2 separate regions of the Homo sapiens genome follow, and region 1 is linked to region 2. Evidence: chromatin contacts called from ENCODE Hi-C or POLR2A ChIA-PET data. All regions are on one chromosome and are shown on one strand. The core of a region is the stretch at or near the end of the contact, and the rest is flanking DNA. Distances in the headings are between cores, read along the strand shown. Region 1 overlaps SYNE1 (spectrin repeat containing nuclear envelope protein 1). Region 2 overlaps ESR1 (estrogen receptor 1).

The links. A loop is a pair of places that touch in the nucleus more often than their neighbours do. ChIA-PET counts read pairs that join two places held with the same protein, here RNA polymerase II (POLR2A). Pooled maps may share reads with other maps.
Region 1: a pooled map shows a loop between it and region 2 (2.3-fold over the local background). The contact joins two enhancer-like sites. A Hi-C loop is called at or near these places in 1 of 50 pooled maps. POLR2A ChIA-PET finds 5 or more read pairs at or near these places in 2 of 52 experiments (AG04450 and activated T-cell).

What each region holds. Positions count from the first base shown.
Region 1 is chr6:152,169,695-152,172,530 of GRCh38, reverse strand. The region is part of intron 130 of SYNE1 (spectrin repeat containing nuclear envelope protein 1); the gene reads left to right. Among named protein-coding and RNA genes, the nearest start is that of SYNE1-AS1, 210 kb to the left of the region's middle. RefSeq lists a silencer at 1,210-1,410. Within about 2 kb of position 1,275, at least 6 of the 41 ENCODE cell types and tissues checked have a DNase peak (open chromatin) inside an H3K27ac peak, as active enhancers do.
Region 2 is chr6:152,093,933-152,096,767 of GRCh38, reverse strand. It overlaps ESR1 (estrogen receptor 1), which reads right to left. Exons shown (of 8, transcript NM_000125.4): 7 at 2,200-2,383. Among named protein-coding and RNA genes, the nearest start is that of SYNE1-AS1, 290 kb to the left of the region's middle. RefSeq lists enhancers at 1,240-1,534, 1,260-1,554. Within about 2 kb of position 1,432, at least 11 of the 41 ENCODE cell types and tissues checked have a DNase peak (open chromatin) inside an H3K27ac peak, as active enhancers do.

The DNA.
Region 1 (2,836 bases), core at 26-2,525, 76 kb before region 2:
GTCAAATTCAACTTGCGCACTCTGTTGTGATGATTTGGGGGCAGGGAAGTGGGTAACTGGACCTTCTAATAGAGAAAATTCTTTTTCTCTCGGCTAAACCTAAATCCCCATCACCAAGGCAAAAGCATCCTTTAGTTATTTGGCTGTTATCTTTTTGTTTTTCTCAATAGCAGCTTTTTTGGGGATATAATCCACATGCCGTATAACTCATCTATCTAAAGCATGTAATTCAGTGATTTTAGTATATTTATAAAGCTATGCATCTATTACTCCAATCAATTTTAAAACACTTTCGTCAGTCCCAAATAAAAACAGTTACCCATTAGCCGTCACTCTTTTCTTCCCTCCTCTTCCTTCCCCACTTCTCCCAGCCCTGGGAAACTACTAATCTACTTTCTGTTTCTACATGTTTACCTGTTCTGAATAGTTCATATACATAGGTCATATAATATGTGGCCTTTTGTGACTGGTTGTTTTTAATCTCTATATTTATTATAATTGCCTCAACATTTTGTAGAAGTAGAGTAAAAACAAGTAATTTTTTAAAATGATTGAACGCCTACTATATATGAAGTACTATGCTTCTTGCTATAGGGCAGAGGTTGGCAAATGTTTTCTGTAGAGGACCAGATAGTAAATATTTTTAGTTTTGTGGGCCAAATAGTCTCTGTTGCTATTAGCGTGTTATTATAGAGTGAAAGCAGCCATAGAAAAATCTGTAAATAGAAAACCATGGCAGTGCTCCCACAAAATTTTGTTTACCAAAACAGGTGGCCTGCTCTAGGGATATAAAGATGAGAAAGAAAATGGTCCCTAACCAAATAAGTGTCATAATGCAAGTACACAAGCGTTCCTCACTGCAGGGCCTCTTCCTTTCTATTCTCTCTTCCTGGGCATTCTCCTGCCTGCCCCTGGCCTGGCCAGCTCCTGATTGGTTCTTCCTGTTTTTCCTTCTCTCCAGATTAGATCAGATTCTTCTTACGGGCTCAGTAGGCTTCTCCTTCATAGCATTTCCCTGAACTATGTGAAATCTTGTGTGATCAGTCATTTTAAGCCTGTTTTCTCTGCTAAAATGTAAGTGTATCTAACCTTGATCACCATAGTAGTCCCAGCCCCTGACCTTGTTCTTTGCACATAGCAGTCACTCCCGTATTTGCTGAGTTTCTCAAATCTAAACCATAGGGTGGAAAACGTACGCACACAAATGAAAGCATACACAAAGCAAAGCATTGGCTTCGGGCTTCAGCTGCCTGAGTCATAGCGTGATTCTGCTTCACCAACTTGCTTATCTTCTCAGCACCTCGGTTACCACATGTATAAAATGAGAATCATAATAGTAGCTAGCTCAGAAGAATGATTAGTGGTTTACCACTGTATTAGTCCATTTTCATGCTGCTGATAAAGACAACTCGAGACTGGGTGATTTATAAAGAAAAACATGTTTAATGGACTCACAGTTCCACATGGCTGGGGAGGCCTCACAATTATGGTGGAAGGCGAAAGGCACATCTTACATGGTGGCAGACAGGAGAGAATGAAAGCCAGGCAAAAGGGGAAACCCCTTATAAAATCATCAGATCTCATGAGATTTATTCGCTACCACAAGAACAGTCTGGGGGAAACCACCCCCATGACTCAATTATCTCCCATCGGGTCCCTTCCACAACGCATAGGAATTGTGGGAGCTACAAGTCAAGATGAGATTTGGGTAGTGACACAGCTAAACCATATCAACCGCTAAGCATAGAATATGTTCAATAGAGGTCAGCTCTCATCCCAGAGGGAGTTCAAAGGCTGTGGAGGTAAAACACATATGCAGTGCAAGCAAGGCTTTGTGAAGTTCCTAGCAGCTGCCCTCAGGAGGACTTTCAGTTTAAAGGGTGTTCTACCCACGTTGGAGGTCAAAGGAAATGAAATTCTTGGAATTCACGGCTGGTATTACCTAAGGGTGTTTGAGTCGGAAGGTGCCTGGTAAGGATCAGGAATGCATTGATGCGATGAGCACAGAAACAGCACAGAACTAATCAAGAGGCCTGAGTTTAGTCCACCTGGTTCCTGCTGTGTGGCCCAGGTCTTACTGAGTAACTTCTCTGAGCCTCAAGTTGCTCATTTTCAAAGTGTTAATGAAACTAACTGCCACATCTCCAATGAGAAAATGCAAGGGAAAGGACTGTGTTTACTATAAAACAATGTCTATGCCAGTCTCATTCTTTTAGAAACCTGCAGAGTATTCCATAGTATAAATATACCACAACTTATCTAGGATTTTCTGTATCAATGAACATTGCCATTTTTGCTCTTTGAATAATTGTATCTTTAGAGCTTTGCCTTGTCTCATATTTAGTTCATTGGAATACATATATTATGCTAACAATAATAAGCATGAAAAAAATTTCAAATTTTTTAACTCCATGAGGTAAACTAAATAAGGTAAAAGAAATTAAACTAAGGAAATTATGACAATAAAATGTTTTGAAGACTTCAGGTTTTTTAAAATGTTAGTCATAATCAAGAAAAAAACAAAGTTGCCTATAGTGGTAGATTCATAACCAATATATTTCTTTAATCAAAGTTTAAAATATTTTCATTTCTGATTACTAAAAATACATTAATATAAGAAGAATGATTGTTTTATAAAAGAATTCACAGTACAATATCTTTAAGTACTATGTTTTCTAGAATTTATTTCTTATATAAAATGCAGTTTTCTTTAATTTTTTATTTTTTTTTTTGAGATTGGGTTTGCGCTGTCACCCAGGCTGTAGTGCACTGGTGCAGTAATGGCTCACTGCAGCCTCAGCCTCCTGGGCTCAAGCAGTCTTCCTCCCACTTCATT
Region 2 (2,835 bases), core at 183-2,682:
TCAAAAGAAAAAGACAGGGGAGACTGGAAATGTATACTCTGAATGCAGTCACCTACTCTACCTGACAGACGTGATTCCTTCATCTGTTACACAGGAATCCTTGGGGAACCCTGAGAACAGAGATTGCAATCACCTTCTTACCAAGTAGAAGCCGAATTCACAGGGCAGGGAAAAGCCTGCCATGAGCCATTTGTTCATCCATTCATTCCCTCATTTCTTTGTTCACTCACTCAGTAGTAATGTTGGGGGCATATACCATATGTAAGTCTTCACATATGGCACTGTGAGGGATACAAAGAAAATGAGATACATCTATTTTCCCAGGAGCTAATAATTTTTAAAGGTTGTCTCCGGAAAGGGTGGTGCCTGGGAGTTTAATGGAGCAAACTTCTTACCATTTGAATCACGGTCTAAGGATTTGAAGGTCCCTTAAAAATGATCGAATCCAACCTCCTTAAGACATCATAGGCCTTCCCTCATAGCCACTAAGAGAAGGAATCTCTTTCATTCCTAGGGTCCTGGTGTAAGCCCAAGGTCATGTAGGCTTCATCACCCATGAGTACCTGTCCTTTTAGTGATACCACTTGACATCGTCATTGTGGCTTCATCACCCATTGGCACCTGTCCTTCTAGTGTCATCACTTTGAATCATTGTTGTGGTCCTGCTGGAGTCTGCAATAAATAACCCAGCAGTCTCCCCATCTCTTCCCTGCAGATGAGGTCTACTTATGGGAATGGTATCCACTAAGCTTTTGGCTAGCCAAATTACAGGACAATGGAATGGAAATGAGACCACTTTCACCTTTTGGCATAGAAAGACTCTATTTTGTCTGCTGATGTCCTTCCTTAGCTCTTACAGAAAACATTTGTTGAGTATTTACTATGTGCTCTACATCATGCTAGGTGATATTGGGTAAGCAAGCCATATTGCAATGATGGCTCACAGAGTTGTCAGTCTAAATGGGCAGAAAAATAGTAAAATGGGCAGTAACCATAGGGAAGAACAGAGTGTAAGTTCCAACTAGGTCTTAAGGATTAGGAGATGCTTCCTGCAAGGAGTGAGATCTGAGCTATGATAGGTTAGATTATTGCTCAGAAATAGTCATGACCCCGGCAACATGTCCCTCTTTGACTCTGGACACCCCACATGCTTGCTTGGCCAATGAAATGTCAGTGGACATGAGTGAAAGAAAAGAGTAAAATGCACTTGCCCAAACAGGATCACTTTCTCATGCCTCTGCCATTGCGATGAGAACATGTCCCAGCTAACATGTGGGTACAAGGAGGATAGGAGACATGAGGCATAGAGCAGAGTCACCCTGGCCTCAGGCAGCTGCCTCCCAGATGTGTGAGTGAGCCCAGCTGAGGTCAGGAGGGCTGACCGCCAATCTGCAGCCTGAAGAAGAACCTCCCCCCGATGACTCATCCAACAGTCAGCTATTATGGCTAGAGCTCAGACATGAGGAAGTCCTTGTAAGCTAAGTAAGGGCTGAATCATAAGGAGTAATAAAAACAAAGTGAAAGGGTTTATATTTTATCTAAAAGCAATGAGAACTTAAGGGTTTTAAGCAGGAGGATGACATCAGATTTGGTTCTAGAATGATCACTCTGGACACATCATGGAGAATGATCTAGAAAGGATCTAGATTACAGGCAGGGATACACATCCAGTGACTGGCACAGAAGTCCAACAGAAAATGATGGTGGCTTAGACTAGGGTAATGGCAATGGGGGTGACAAGAAGGGGTTCAACAGGTATGAAGGAGTCAACATTGACTCTCCGTGAGGCATCTGGCCCCAGGGTCTCTCATTTAGAATATCCGAGTGTACACAGGGACCATAACAGATGTACCCAGTGTCTTCAGGGGATGTGTACATTCACTGACTTCTCTTGATTGGCCCCCTCCTCCTATTTGCACACTGCACCCAATCTCTAAACCACTGCCCCAAAGCACATGCTTTAAACCAAGCGTAAGTATCGCTTCCTCTATGCCTTCTCTGACACTTGCCCTGTGACCCTCGCAGATTTAAAACCTCTCTCTTCTGTCCTCCTATAGCATTTATGCTTATTCTATGCCAGGAACTGTCACAAGTGCACTCTCCATATGCAGGCACCAGTCCTTCCCGGCCAGCTGTCACATAGGTTTGGGGGCATGTTTTCTTTATGTCTCTCCTGTAGGAAGCCCACAGATGCCTCACCTCATGTGCCTGATGTGGGAGAGGATGAGGAGGAGCTGGGCCAGCCGCTGGTGCTGCTGCTGCAGGGTCAGGCCTGCCTTGGCCATCAGGTGGATCAAAGTGTCTGTGATCTTGTCCAGGACTCGGTGGATATGGTCCTTCTCTTCCAGAGACTTCAGGGTGCTGGACAGAAATGTGTACACTCCTGAATGCGCAGAGAGAGAGTGAGAGAGAGAAGCTCAAAGAGGATGAGGTCTAGGAGACCCAGAGTGTTCATGGGATGTAACAATGAGCCAGTGCCCTTCCTCAGCACAGTAGTCTAGCAATGGGGATGCTCTGGACCCATTTAAAACCGGGTTACAGTGTAAAATTCCTAATGCATTTGCAAGTCTCAGAGCACCAGCAAACCAAGGAGGGCTCCTTTGTATGAGCCATGACCCAGAAAGGGGCTGTTAGCCTTGGGGCCTGTCATGGTAACATGGGCCACCTTTTCTCAGACAGGTCTGACACCATCATGAATTGTCCATGTAATGTAATTGACCATGTAACTGACAACCCTGTGAGCAGCCACTGTTGTTCCTTTTCACATCAAGAAACAAAAAGGCAGAGAAAGTCACTAACCTGCTAGGGAACTCGGATAGTAGGTAGGCAGAGCTT